Regions from separate parts of the Mus musculus genome. Here region 2 is linked to region 1. The links are chromatin loops, found by intact Hi-C in ENCODE. Cell type or tissue: left cerebral cortex. All regions are shown on one strand.

The links. A loop is a pair of places that touch in the nucleus more often than their neighbours do. Peaks named below come from ENCODE experiments on the same cell type or tissue, not always from the same donor. Only the 100,000 strongest peaks of a DNase experiment are listed, where the experiment ranks them.
Region 2: it touches region 1 in a loop (3-fold over the local background); 7 of 42 quality-filtered maps call a loop at or near these places.

What each region holds. Positions count from the first base shown.
Region 1 is chr2:63,499,486-63,507,485 of GRCm38, reverse strand. No RefSeq gene overlaps it. Among named protein-coding and RNA genes, the nearest start is that of Gm23503, 71 kb to the right of the region's middle. In left cerebral cortex, a CTCF peak has its summit at 3,331 (motif pointing left); no DNase peak of the experiment used is centred here.
Region 2 is chr2:64,910,930-64,918,929 of GRCm38, reverse strand. Grb14 (growth factor receptor bound protein 14) reads left to right here. Exons shown (of 14, transcript NM_016719.1): 10 at 1,615-1,731; 11 at 1,823-1,895; 12 at 2,014-2,101; 13 at 4,121-4,214; 14 at 6,077-6,452. The coding sequence ends at 6,223. Among named protein-coding and RNA genes, the nearest start is that of Grb14, 110 kb to the left of the region's middle. In left cerebral cortex, a CTCF peak has its summit at 3,182 (motif pointing right); a DNase peak (open chromatin) is centred at 3,323; H3K27ac peaks cover 2,277 bases.

The DNA of each region.
Region 1 (8,000 bases):
CTGTATATACAACTTGTTTCTTATTTTTAATTGCTGTAAATTGTTTATAAGGAGGAAGTAACTCAGTTTATCTATTAGAGGTCTTAGATTTACCTTTGAATAAAGAAAAAGAGATAAGTTTGCTTTTGGATTAGGTGGGGAAGTAAGGTGCTATTAATCACCTCATCTAAGGATGAAACACAAAGGAGTCTGTTAATAAGATTATGGTGCAAGTATTTTTGATACACCACACTCAATATTGCACATTGTGAAGGTACTAGTCCTAACATAACTACTTATTAACTTTGTGCTTTAATTAAAGTAACTATAGTAAAGTTACTTAAACATTTGAGTGTCATTTCCCTTATCTGCAATATGGATGTTAAGATAATGTCTATGGTTAATTCAGTTTAGATTATGGTAATGTTAGATCCTCTTTCTTCCTGATTATGAGTATCTTATAACACAAATATACCTTGTGCTACATCAAGGACCAGTTATAATTTTAATGCACACTGATTGCACCCTCCCAACAGTATCCATGGGAAGTGACCCTCCGTCTATGAACGTATTCTGGTTGCTGAGACAGAGACAAAGGAATTCTGGAGAATTAAAAAAAAAAAAAAAAAAGAAAAGAAAAGAAAAAAGAAAATTGCCAACCCATTGGTAAAAACCATATTTCTCAAAAATGTTGAGTCATGGTTGTTCAGATACCCAAAACGTTTGAAGGCAAAGGGGATGGAGGACTCACTCAATGCCTAGTAGTTGCAAAAATTCCACAGTCAGTGAACATTCTCCATAGCAACCAAATGATTTCCAAGGAGCTAGTCCTTCTGAAGGATTAAGGCATTTATTCCTTACTTGGTTGGTTATGTTCTGAGAACACTATAAACATGGAATACACACTAGCTCTTACTTTCTCATCCTCAGTAAGACTTATAAGGCTGTTCATTCGTTCTCAAAACTCTCTTCTTGAAACTTTTGTGGTATTATTTACACATCTCGCTTTTTCTCCAAATGGCTCATGATGGGCTCTTCAGTGTTTCTCCCAAGTCTGGATGAGCGGTGTAGCTCAATACCTTGCTCACCACACTCTCGGGACTTCCCTGAAATGAAGCATGGAATAAAAGTTGTATCTGCCGTTTGCTTGCCTGTATTTCATCTTAATTCACCTTGCCCTTGGCTATTGCAGGCTTTCCTGGTTCCAGGAATGCATGGCTTTCAGACATCTTTACTGTTTTTATCTATACGTATGAGCATATGAACAAATTAATTGGCAAAAATAGCACATTATTTAATATTGAAAGGAGGCAATAAATGAAAGTGGGATTTGGTGTGTGTGTGTGTGTGTGTGTGTGTTTGTGTGTAGAGACTAAGATAGCCATATGTTTCATCCTCCATACATCAATATATTGGGGCTACTTTAATAGTTTCCCATAGCTCTCTTATTTCACAGAGGTCAGCTCACCACACCAGCTCTGACCTTGAGTATTCTCTCTCTCTGTCTCTCTCTCTTTTCCCCTCCTCTCTTTTTCTTTTTTCTTCTTTTCTTTTTCTTTGCTTTTTTATTTTTTTATATTTTTTGGTGTTTGTGCTCCCTTGCTACACTTCTCCTAGACTAACTTAGTAAAATTTAAATTTGTTCTCAAAGCCTCAGAAATGTCAAGTTATATTTAGATTATTTATATTTTTATCTGTCTTGCCACATTCTGACATCCTTGAACACAGAGATCTTATTTCATTCATCTTTGTATCTCCAAGAACCTATAGCAGTCAGTATTGTTGCATAGAAGAATGCCACTTTAGAAATCTAATGCCTTAATTAAGGGTACCAAACATTCAGTGAGCTGGGAGGTAGCTGTTTCAAGCATTCTAAAGGAGCAGCATGTGGGGACAGATTTTTAGGAAGAAAACATTTCCATATTGTCTTAAGACTTCATGGCAGACAACATTCTAGATTAGATTTGAACTACAATTCTACCTGATGTACATCATATGGGTTCAAGATTTTGAGAATTATGATGCCTCAAACTATCAAAAGGAGAAATTTAGAAATTTATAAAACTGTAGATATTTTAATAACAATCATCAATAACATAATCATTTATATTTATAGGTCTCAAGACCTATAAGTAACATTTTCTTTTCTTTTCATCCTCCACTCTTTTTCACCTTTCTCTCTCTCTCGTTTATTTATTTATTTATTTGTTTGTTTTTTGTTTGTTTGTTTGTTTGCTTGCTTGTTTTTGGATTCACACTCTTCCAGGCCGACCAGGAACATACAATTATTCTGCTCCATTTTCCAATGTGCTGAAGTTACAGGCATGTACCGCTGAAACCACACCCAGCACAGATTTGTAAACAAAATGATGATGTCAGTTCCAGCCACAGAATTAAATGGCCTTTTAGGAAGACTGCTCACTTTTCTGCATATCATTCTTACCTTGGTCCTTCAGCACTTCAAGTTCTTCATTACTAACATCCTAAAAGTCTTTTGCTCTAGCATCTGGTGCCTCCAAAGTCATGTGTCTGTAGTCATGTGGGCAGTGACTGAAACTCATGTGCTTCTTCTTCTGGAAATTATTAAAATCGCTATTATAATATAAAAATAAAAGAACAGTTAGTCCGTTCATGCTTCTCATAGCAGCTCATTAACTTTCTCACCAGACCTAAGCCTTCCTGGCAGTCTTTGATCCGTGCTTTCCGGTTACCTGAGGGTGTCAATACACCGTATACAGATAGAGATGATCTGGGTCTTTCTGTCATATTTCTTCCCTTTACTCTCTCTTTTAAAAAGACATTCGCTCCAAAATTTAAAATATCCAACTTGAATGCTACATTCTTCTTCCACGTTTAATTTTAATTTTGATAACATTTCAAATTGACCTTAAAATATGCATAGAATTTTTAATACTCTAAACAAGGATTTTTGTGGACCGTTCCTCTGTATTCCTCCCAGTCTCCATTTAAATAGCTGAAAAATCGCAGTTGCTGATCTCAAACATTAATTGAATTAATGTTATCATGTTAGTTATTTTATATTAAGTTATACTAGTGCTTCAGTTATAGTCACAGGTTTTAGTATTGACCATGTAGGAGTGAGTTGGAACTTCACAAATGGTCATCGACAAATGACTCTACCCAGGTCAATATTATCCTGAAAGATGTTCATAGTTGTTCATTTTTCTTGACTTGATTTTTTTATGTATATCGATAATAATAGAAAACAAAGAATTGTTCTTATAAATATACAATTATTTGAAAAATATACAGATTTGTCATGGACAGAAAACTAATATTGGTCAAAACTTAAATCTCCAATTATCTTAGTTATGTGAGGTATGGAACAGCGGCATCTGGTGGCTGGCAAATGCTAGTGCACCATCAACTCAACTTAATAACCTGGAATTTTTTTTTTTTTTAATCTGAAAAGAGAAGTTGGATTTGTAAATTCACTGTTATATTCTTGGGATATTTGCCTCATCCCTCGCTGAGAAAATGTGTATATTAGAGGAGTATAAAGTTTGTTCTCTTACATTTACAACCTTAAATTTAGTTTACTCTTTGTAAAAAATGACATAATGTGACACACAAAATACTCTTAGGACCTACATGAAATTGAAGGTTAGCAAAATGTATGTTTTTGATTTGTAATTCGTATTACTTTTAACTCCAAGTTTTACCTATTAAACTATTTCTCAGAATATATATTCCTTAATCCATTATTTGTATTCAGTGTTTTATTAATGTGAAAAAAAATCAAATTCCCAAAGATTAGAGTTACATACAATCCCTACCAGGATGGAACTGTGTGACCCTCAATCAGGGCATTTAACTCCTTTGACCTCCGTTTTCTCATCTTATAAAGTTAGACTAGATAGATACATACATACCTAAAGAATTTAATGATAGAAACTTAGTAGTTGGTGATGATTAATTACAATGGCGTAGCTCTCCTCTGATATTTGGCATTTGGTGCATAGGGGATTGATATTTTAAAAGATGATAATAAGGCTTCTTTAAATTCATATTCAATACTCATATAACATCCATTACCAGCACACCCAATGGGATACAGAAGTGTCCCAGGATCATAGGCAAAGAGCCAAAGCTATTACAGACACATTTGTGAATAAATTATCCACAGCTTAGGCACAGATCCTCACACTCACAAACCCACTAAATACCTGCTGTTATGCAACCATTCATTGCTTTTCCAAAACTTGTTCCGAGGCAGATGCATTAGAATCATCTGGGCATTTTTACATATCCATATTAGGTGCTCTTCCCCAAACCCACTGAAGGGAGATAACAGGAATTCCCATTTTTAACAAGGTCCCTTGGTGTTAATGTTGACTTTCCTGACATGAGAAATACTCACTGCCCCACCCTAGAAAGCATGTAGACTCAGACAGGAATAGATACTGGTGCCTTCTAGTTAATGAAAGAGAAAGTCTTTTAAACCAGGACTTGAAAACTCAACTGTCAACGGGACCCACAAAAGTAAGTTAAAAAAAATGGCCAACTAGGAATTCAGGGGGACTCTAGAGAGCATGCCCCATGCAAGGAAGGCTGCTTTAATTAGCTCTAGTGTTCAGTTGTCAGGAGAGAAATACTTCCTAGGGTTTTGCCTCCTTTTAAAAAAGGAGAGAGGGGGATGAAAATAGGATTCTTATATAAAATCCTCAATATTTTAGGAGTAGGAACTAAATCACTGCAAACTAAATTAAAAACACATGAAGGCTTCGAATTGACGCCCTTTCTACTAGATCTTTTTCTTGTCTGTTCTCTCTCTCTCTCTCTCTCTCTCTCTCTCTCTCTCTCTCTCTCTCTCTCTCTCTCTCTCTCTTCTTTATCTTGCTTGCCAAAAAGCACCATGCCTGAATGCCTGTTGTCATGCTACCCAACATGTTGGGCTTGGACTTTAGCTCTCTGGAACTGTAAATCTCCAATAAAATCCTTCCACAAAAAAAAATTCATAAGAGGAATATGGTATCTAATTCTATAGGGAGTATTGATGACTACACAAAGATAGGTAGGCAGCAACTTGGGTACTTTTAAAAATGTTTTTCTTTTTTCTTTTTTTTTTAAATTTTTTATTAGGAGTGGGTGGGTAGGGGAGTGGGGGGGTGGGTATGGGGGACTTTTGGGATAGCATTGAAAATGTAAATGAGGAAAATACCTAAAAATGTTTTTCTAGTTGTCTTTTGGTGATAATGATTGGTAAAAAGATGTTTCCAGATAACATGCAAACATGAAGTGGAAATTTCTGGTTGTGTCATGTGATGTTTTGCTAAGGCAAGACTCATGAGAGGACACATGATGTTTGGAAAGAGTATAAGTGGGACTCAACAGACAGTGGTGGGGTGCTTGCCTAACTAGCATTGAGTGAGGCACAACAGAAAACCCTTGGCATTCCCTGACCTGGTTGCTACTAATGACCGTTGGTGATTTGTGTTTGGTGACACTTTTGAACTGGACTGCTGGTATCCTGACAAACAGAGAGTGGAATCACTGCAGAAGAACTACACAGGTCCACATCCCCTTGTTCTATTTACCAGTCTTTGCTCCCCTACCTTTGGACAGTTGGCTAGAAGGAGTGTTTAAGCATTTGAGAATCCTTACTAAAGTAGGTCTAAATAAGTCTAGGCCTACAGGAACATCACAAGGTATTATTAAGAAAAAAAAAAGGAAAATACATACAGGACAGTGACAGAGGATGTGAAACAGCAGTAGGAAATATTAGAGACATCAATGTCATATTAATTATCTTTATCTATTTGAATTGGTCGTCCAAAGGAATTTTGAGATTTATCACAACCTGGAGCACATCCAAAAGCCACTAAATTTCTGAGCAGATGACATATCACCAGGACTCATATCATTGTAAAATGATATGACTCGATTAATTTGAATGAAGATAAAAGATACCTAAATTTTATGTCCTGTAATAGGCATCACTTATGTGACACATTACTACAATTTATTAAGGCTGATGATTTGTTGAGAATTAGCTGTGGTCGTGGCCTTGTATGAGCTATTGGAAAAAGGAATAAAAATAAAAATAAACACAAGATTAACTGAATACTAGGGTCTAGAAAAAAGAGCTTATTTTAAAAATACAAAGTTTTTTTAAAAAACTTAAAACATTATCTTTTTTAAAAAATCCATATTTTAATAAGAAATGAACTCATTAAGTTTCCAAAAAGTTAAGGACAATGGTTTAGGTACAGTAGCTGAAGAAATTAAGTAAGAGTCTTTTGAGTCAGGCAAGCACTTATTTTTTTCCATCCAACAGACAATGGTGGAGGGTTTAGTGCATTTTTATTAAGTGGTTATTAACATTATTCAATGTACATATGTAACACATTATATATGTACGTTATCTATAACACGTATATGCATGTCTCACTGCCATCTCACTTCCACTAAACTCCTAGTATTTATAACTCTACTACACAACACACTGCAAATTACATATATTTGTTTCCAGCTTTGGTAAAGTGCTCTCTATGAAATGGAATATTATTCTGCCATATAGCTCTGTGGTAATTTAATTCATCCCAAAGTTAGAAAGAGTTTTGTTCCAGCATCAGTAGCAGTAACATTGCAACAACAACCTTATAAAGAATTGATTCAAATTGCCTAACTTTTCCAACTGAACTGTCTTTGAATTCTTATAATTTTACATAAATTTTTATTGTCTCAGTCGCAAATGTGGTGGGGAATGAGATTATGAAACACAAAGGCAGAGAGATCAGACAGTTTACAGGAAATGGTTTTCAAGTATTGTTAGCCTTGCTTGGAATTCTGCCTACTCTACAGATATTCTTCTTCTTCATTCCTACGGAAGTTCTGGGCTAAAAAATAAAATAGTTAATTATCATTATTCCACAAAAATAAAATTCTTAACTTGATTGTTCATTGTGCATAAGTAGAACAATGAAGGCGTTCATGCTGATTGATATGTGTACTAGAGTGGGCAATGACGAGTGTATCTCTGTGAGTCCAAGGCTAGCCTGGATTACATAGCTCCAGAATAGCTAGAGCTATATGAACTGGAGACCCTGTTTGTAAAAAACTAAAGAAAGAAATAAAGAAGGAAGGATGATGAAAATTAGTGAACAGTATAAAACACCACAGAGATCATAATTGCTAAGGATCTTAACAAACATGGATATTTACACATCTTTCACATATAAATAAAATAGTATACCATATGTAATTATACATGTATACATGTATATACACACTTTACAATTTTTGTTTGTATTATTTATTGTGGTAATCTCTTTTAAATAAGTTATAGCAGGAGCTATACTTAATTTTTACAAACAATATTTGAAGAAACGTAATGCAACTAATTTTTAAAAGATGGCATTCTTTGGTTCCCCATTAATACACACAGTATTTTTTCTAGTAACCATATTTTCTATCTTCATACTATGTATCATAGTGGTATTAAGTTGTGGATCACTACACAGTCAAATTGTTAACTGAATGATGTCAGGTCTCATGGAGTTTTATCATGTTTAAATTTTCAAAAATTGAATTCATGTAGGAAAAAGAAAATTATTAAAAAAAAACCACACACACAAAAACCCTCCAGTTCTTCCCAAGTTCTCACAGCTTGAAGGGGACTCCAACAGAGAATCTCCAGTAAAATGCAAATATCCAGAGCCTCACCAGGTCCATGTGAGTCTCTAATTGGCAGCCTTCCTAGCAGAATTATCTCCATTCAATACTATATACTCTGAGTTATTTTTAAGTTCCTGAGTAACTTGAAGATATACACATTGATAATTTATTTAGATCAATATTTACCAAAGGTTGAATGAAATATATTTTAATTTAAAACATGCTTGCTATATAATTTAAAAAATTATTAGATATTTTCTTCATTTACATTTCAAATGCTATCCCAAAAGTCCCCTATACCCTCCCCCCGCCCTGCTCCCCTACCCACCCACTCCCACTTCTTGGCCCTGGCATTCCACTGTACTGGGGCATATAAAGTTTGC
Region 2 (8,000 bases), 1.4 Mb before region 1:
TAGTGTGGCACAACATGTTCCACACTATATCCTTTTGTGGGGGTCACACACCTCGAATGGGCAGCACAGTAGAGCTGGCTCTGGTGGTGTGGATGTGAGTGAGCTAGCCCTGAAGTCATGAGTAGGAGAACTGGCCTTGCTTCTCAGCATTCGGTGGACTAGCCAGGGTGTGGGTGAAGGAGAGCTAGTGGGCTGACCAACTTAGCTTCCACACAGGCCCAGATCCGGGGCTTTGAGTTGTCCCATCCCCAAATCTACCACATCTTTGAACTTCTGGAACACATGAAGGGGCCAATCTTTTTTCAGATCCAAAGTTGTAAGACCTACATGACACAGGGCAACAACAGTATAACTGAGAGGAGTCCTGGTGAGGATACAACTTTGGTAGTGTAGAAGAAACCAGAGGCCTCAAGTCAGACCAATGACTCAGTGTAATGAACAGATTTGCACATAAACATGGGTGCACTAACGCTTACACTTCGGGTTGGTTCAGCTGATAAGCACACTGGCTGCTTTTCCACGGGATCCGAGTTTGACTCTTAGCACCGACAATGATGACTCACAAATCCTTTGTAACACCAGTCCTGGGGAATCCAATCTCCTCTTTTGACCTTCCCAGGCACTTCACACATGTATTGCACAGACATACATGCAGACAAAACACATAAAATAAAAGGGTATTTCATAAGTAGCTGCACTTGACATTTAATTGGCAAATTTTAAAGCTTAGAAAGATGAAGTAATGGATCAATGGACATTTTTGCTGTCTTCCCAGGAAATACCTAAGTCCCTGAGTTCAACATCCCCTTCAGTTGTCTCGGCAGATAACCACCGGACTAGGGGACGTATGTGAGATCACCGTTTTACCTCTTCTGTATATTTTAACTTTTAACTTTCTGACTGGCCACATCTGCAGTCCTGTCAGAGGCACAGCTTGGAGAAAGTATTGGAGAAACCAGACCTGTTAAACACACGAGCCTATTTTCTCCAAAGGAGAAATTACTGATGCCTAAACACCCAGAAGGCTAGACTGGATGTTGTCTAGCAAGCTGTCATCGTTGTGCTATTCTATAGAGCTAGCTTTCCTGAATCCACTAATATCTTGAGCTTAGTCCCTAGGTGACTAGAACCCGAGAAAGCGTCCCATGTATTTTGCATCCTCCATCAATAGAGCCTATCCTTATGCTTCCTCTTTAGGCCCTTACCCTGAGCACTGTTGGTCAGTCAAAGAATTGATTCTTATTGTACAGGTCTCGGGTGCTTTGCTACTTTGCACAGGAGTTTCCACGTAGCTAAGCCTAAAGCTTTGTTGTGATGAGTGTCATGTGGAAATCTGTTTGCAAAGTTTAACTGCGAGTAAAATGTGTAAGAGGAAATAAAACCAACTAGGTCTGATTCTGGCAGTTTGCCCCAGTGCCTGCTAAAGTGGTGCTAACTAGAGTTTCATTCTTCACCTAGTGTGGATCTTTTCCCTGCCAACCATGACACTTACAGGGACCCTGGCAGCATCCCAGTCCAGAATGGATGCATATGGCCAAGTTCAAAGCTGAAGTTTAGTGATGAAGTGTATATTGATAGTTCAAATGTTTATTTTCGGTTGTTTCTATTTTTCAGAGAAGCGTATCAGAGAATTCCCTAGTAGCAATGGACTTCTCAGGTGAGAAGAGCAGAGTCATAGACAACCCCACTGAAGCGCTTTCGGTTGCTGTTGAGGAAGGCCTCGCGTGGAGGGTACCAGCAGCTTCATTTATCTCAAATGTTCATGGTTTGAGTCATTTTATCCGAGAAGTTGAGTTTTACTTTTGTTCCTTTTCTTGCTCAGAAAAAAGGCTGTTTACGCCTGGGGAATCACGGAAGCCCCAGTGCCCCCTCCCAGAGCTCTGCTGTGAACATGGGTATGTTTGCTCTCTGTCAGATTGATGTTCCTTTAGATACGGTCACATGGGATGGGACAGGGATTGCATGCAGTGAAATCAGGATCACGACAGACAAACCTTTGTCTTCTTCCCCCAGCTCTCCATCGGTCCCAACCATGGTTTCACCACAGAATTTCCAGAGATGAGGCTCAGCGGCTGATCATTCGGCAGGGGCCTGTGGATGGGTAAGTCTGAGTGGTCATGTTTGGATTTTTTTCTATGTATGCATGATAATTATTTAACACATGCTATGAAATTATGACTGTGCCTTGTCACAAAGCAGAAGAACTTTTGTTACATAAGCGTGGTTGTCACTGCATTCTATTGGTGTTTAATATTTGTGCACAAATGTCCAAATAACAGGATACTTTATCCTTGACCAGTTAGCATTAATATTCACTTTATTTGTGTGGATTCTATCATCTCAGACTCTAATGTATGAGTGGGGGTAGCCTAGTCTGATTGAGATGTCAACATTTTGGTTTGCACATACAATAGATATGCTCCCAAATGTATTTCATAGCATGATGTTGTCCTGAATTGGTTTTCTTGGATATGATGCAAATACCTTAGTTGAAAAGCTTTTTCCTATATATTTTGAATTCTTGCCTGGTTTATTTTTCTCTTAATATCTGTATTGCCATTTTGTTAAAATAGTAATAGCTATAAAATTACTTGTTGGTGATATCTCTCATTGTTTTTATTGTGTATTATGGAGTATAAGAGAGGAGGATAGAATGACTTATGGAGCAGTTAAATCAGAAGGCTTTTCCATTTTATTGAGTATATTTCATCCACTCTGTATAATTCTAGCCAGATTTTTTTCTTAACTGCAGAGCAAATGAGGGGATTGTGTTGATGTTTAAAGAGGGGAGAAAGCAGGATCCATTTAAACAATGGTGATGGGATCTTGTATCTGCAAAGATTGCCTTAAGGTGTTGACAACATTGAGCTGTTTAATGCTGATGTTACGATAAAGATGCACATTTGCTCATTTCACTAGACTCTAAGAAGAGCTGTGACTATGACTCTCTACATGAAGCACACCTTTTGTGGTTATAAATTTAACAAACTGTAGTCTCACAGAGACCAAGAGAAAAAAGTATTTACATAATAGAGGATTACAATTTCCTTAATTTCAGAGTCCAGTATTTATAGAAATAAAGAAAGTAATCGAAGAAAGAATAACATACTAGTATGGTTTTTAAAAAAAATGTTCCCCCTTTTTATTTCTTTGGATAGACGTGATGGTGCCAAGTAGCCCACTAGGTGGTAGTGCTGATCTTCTTGGGAAGGGAAGAGAATTGTAGCTTTCTTTACCACTGAAATGCCCTTTTGTCCTGTCCTCCAGTGATGTAATCTCTGAGCCTCACACAGAACGCATGAAATGGATGCTTTGCTCAGACATTGGCTGCCTCTTTGCCCAGGCACAGTGAGATTAGTATTGGAGTCAGCATAGGGACATTTACACAGTGTGCTTGCCAATAATTAATACAAAACGGGTTTTGCGCAGCACTGCCAGTAAATACGAATCCCTGCCTGGTAGAATTTTTTCCTAGGCCATTAGGCCACATCTTGCTTGTCTAGCCTGACATTATAAAGGTTTTCTGCTGGACTCTTCAAGGTTAAAGTGCATGTTGTTCGGGTATTTCTTTTACTTAAAACATTGTTACCTAAACATTTCACAAACAATTTCAAGATTAATTTGTTAGAATATATTCATTTCTTACTAATGAGTCTAATAGTGGTAAAAACAAGAGGATCCACTGCAGAAGAAGGGAAAACCCTATTTAATTCCAAATAATTTCCTCCTTTCCGGGGCCTGTCATGCCCTGTCAGTCAAAATAGCAATGTCCATTCTTTGTGATGGATGGTTATGAGAGAGTGCCTAGTTTCTCAGTGAGCAAAGGACATGACAGTAATTATTGATGCCACTTTACCATTATATTGGCAGTTGTGAGCACACAACCTCACCAAAGGTTTGTGTATTTACCCTGCTATATCCATTAGTATAATGATAGTTTTACAGCATAAGTTTATTACCTGTTGTTTGCCAAGTTGGAGAGTCTTACCCACTGACCACCTGGTAAAGGAGGCCCCGGCTATAGCATTTATAGTATGCTTCCCTGCATTTCTACACCAAAGTATTTCTATGAAAGCTGAGTGTACAGAGAAACATAATGAAATGCCTTTTCTTTCTTTAGAGTTTTCTTGGTACGGGATAGTCAGAGTAACCCCAGAACTTTTGTACTGTCAATGAGTCATGGACAAAAGATAAAACACTATCAAATTATACCCGTAAGTAATTGTGACTTCAGGTTCTTGTAATGGAGATGCTCTGAATGCATTTGCTTTGGGAGCCTTGGGTTTCCTTTTGTGCCTTTTATTCAATATAATTTGGGTGCTTTGACTGAAGTTAAGTTTGGCAGAAATGGTTTTATGAGCCTGAATTAATATAAGGAATACAGGAATTGTAAAAAAAATTAAATTTCCCCCTTTTCCACAAAATGTGATTTAGCGATATTGTATAGACCTCATGCCACCTATTGTTAAAAGGCCACTAAGAAGTCCTTCCATGAATGTCACTAACAAATTTTTTAAAAAGCAGTGCTTGAAAATCACCTTTGCCTCCGTCCTCCTCTCAAAAATCCATGCTTTTGTTGATGTTTCCTGCTAACTTCATTTTAACCAGATGAAATCACAGGCGCTGTTTCTCTTGCATTGCTGCTGCATGCCTGTGCGTGTGTGTGTGTGTGTGTGTGTGTGTAGGGTGCATACTAGTAGCTCATGGAGTAGCAGAGATTTGTTTTGTAAGACTGCTGGAATGCTGGCGATTCTTCTTGAGATGCCCTTTTTCTGGATTTTTCCAATAGTTGTCTGAAGTGTTGTTCCCCCCCCCCCCCCCCCGCCCCGATCCTTTGATTTTTTTTTTAATTATATGATCAGCAACTCCAGCAAATATGAAGTGATTCATGCCAAAAAGCCTGAGGAAAAAAAATAAAATTTAAAAATAATTTAAAATGAGAAAAGAATATTAAGCAAAACCATGGTAGGTTTCTGCTTAGTAAAGAGTACAGAATCCTCTCCAAGAACAGGCAATAGTTGTGCTATCCTAACTCTACAGAACAGTGGCAGAATTCAGAAGGAAACAGACTGCATGGGGCTGGAGAGATGGCTCAGTGGTTAAGAGTGCTGACTGCCCTGCTAGAGGTTCTGGGTTCAATTCCCAGTAACCACATGGTGGCCCACAACCATCTGTAACGGATTTGATGCCCTCTTTGGGTGTGTTTGAAGAAAGCAACAGCATAGTCATATAAAATAAATAAATAGTTCAGAGCTGAGATGGAAGGAAGGACCATCCAGAGACTGCCCCACCCGGGGATCCATCCCATAAACAACCACCAAACCCAGACACTATTGAATATGCCAGCAAGACTTTGCTGATAGGACCCTGATATAGCTATCTCTTGTGAGGCTATGCCAGTGCCTGGCAAATACAGAAGTGGATGCTCATAGTCATCTATTGGATGGAATACAGGGCCCTCAGTGAAGGAGCTAGAGAAAGTACCCAAGGAGCTAAAGGGGTCTGCAACCCTATAGGAGGAACTAACCAGTAAGCCCCCCTACCCCCAGAGATTGTTTCTCTAGTTGCATATGTAGCAGAGGATGGCTTAGTTGGCCATCAATGGGAGGAGAGACCCTTGGTCTTGCAAAGATTATATGCCCCAGTACAGGGGAACGCTAGGGCCAGGAAGCGGGAGTGGGTGGGTTGGGGAGCAGGGTGGGGGGAGTATAGGGCACTGTCAGAGAGGAAACTAGGAAATGTAAGAGGCATTTGAAACATAATTGAAGAAAATATCTAATAAAATAAATAAAAAATAAATAAATCTTTTAAAAAGAAGAAGAGCCAGACTGCTTACTCAAAGAGGAGACACTGCATTTGAATGCAAGTGATGCCAGGGAGAGTAGGCACGATGCTATTCTCATTGTCCTTAGTTTTATATACTTGTTGATTTAGGCTTATGAACACATAGTATGCAGAGGACTATCTATACTTGCTCTTCTGGGTCATTGATCCCCTTCTCTGTTTTATTTTAATGTTTTTGCTTATTTGTTCATTGGGGTTTCCTCTTACTAGTTTGCTGCTTCTTCTCTTGAAGGTAGAAGATGATGGTGAGCTGTTCCATACTCTGGATGATGGCCATACGAAGTTCACAGACCTCATCCAGCTGGTGGAGTTCTACCAGCTCAACAGGGGGGTCCTTCCTTGCAAGCTGAAGCATTACTGTGCTAGGATGGCTGTTTAGCCAAACTGTGTGTCACTCGTTACACTACAGAAGAAGAAGGATGCAAAGGAGAATGATTAGAGAGAGAGAGAGAGATCACAAGGCTGAAAACAAATCATGGTGAAAAGAAGATTTCACCTGCGGGTTACAAAAAAAAATAGGTCACACATTGCAAATTAGTGAAAACTTGGATTCCTATTACACTCATGACTTTAAATTTATTAGTTAAAATTAAACCTTATTAAAAAAATAGACTCGTGTTCTTGTGTGATTTTATATGGCTACGGGGTTTTGTTAAATGTGAAACTTTAAGCACTTACTTCAGTCTCACCATGAGATATGGGAAGATGCTGGGAGTGGATCTGCAGGGTTGGGGACACATATTTAGAGCTTCAGTGCTGATGGGATCAAGTCCAGACTGTGACATGTAGCGAGACCCTGACTTAAAGAAAAAGTTGTTCTGTCTGCTTGAAATCCTGGGTTTGCTCCTCAGCACAGCCAAAAGCAGAAGACAAAACCTGATTCAGAAACATCTTTTAAACACTGGATTTCAGCTATGCAACTTAAAAATATTAATAGTTATGACATATAACCTGTGGTTCTGTAGCTGGTCACCTCAATAGTTCACATTTATCTCTTGTTCTAGTTTGCAGAATACCCTACACCCTTTTACTAATACACAAATATCGCAGTCAGAGCAGGTAAAATCAAGGATTTCAAATCTGTAAGGACCCAAACAGCTAACTCCACTTCCTTCTCTTTATGTCTTCTTTTAGCTTCTCGCTGTGGTAGCTTATCAGGTTGCAAACTTAAGGAACCAAGACACTAGCCTTCCTCATCATCTTGGGAACCTTCTGGAAAGAAGTTTCCTCTTCCCTCTCCCTTTCCTCCTCCTCCTCTTCCTTGCCCTTCTTCCTTCTGCCTCTCCTACTCTCCCCCTCCTTTTCCTTTGTTTGTTTCTGTTTCTATAACTTTTCCCCCCTTTTTGTGGGAATGATAATAGTTGTTCTTAAAGAAATGACGAGAAACAAAACACCAGCAAACATTAATATATCTTTTTTTTGCCTTCTAACCGACCTTTGTAACAACATCGTGGGAAAGTTAAAGATTTCTTTAAAAATATTTCAGAAGTACGTAATTTAATCTTAGATAACAGTGATATATTTTGGTAATGGAGCATGGAATATATTCCCAAGATGCTAATAAAATCAGTCATCCCTGAGAAATAATTATTGGTTGGATTTTAAAATGTCCAACTTACTTTAACATTATAAGCTTAACTCCTCAAGTACCTAAAACATAGTCCATTCTTCTGTTAAAGAATGCTGTCAAGTCTCGATGAAGACTTAAAGATATCGGCTCTTCAAGTATATCAGTCCTTTCTTTACCTTCCAAAACAGGTCTGAGTAGATCTGATTTATTTCTAATTTATGTAAACCCTTTGTGTTTTGAGTTAGAATATGTTTGTTCATTTTGTACACAAATAGATCATATATAGTATGCTGATCATAATGCTAAACTCTAATCAACTGACAATTTGCATTTGTCTTTGTTATTTATATTTCTGACTGTCCTCATAATCTATAGATATTATAAGTCAATGAAAATTCCCAAGGGAAGATTGGTGAAGAGAAATCATTAGTTTTATTCCTTCTGAAAATGTGTGTGTGTGTGTATGGGATATGAACTTAATGTGATGTTAAATCTGATGATGCCAGACATATCCACTTGTCAGGTAATCTCAATATATTCCCCAGAAAATATGAATTACTCTTGGGTTATCTCCCACTTTGATTTA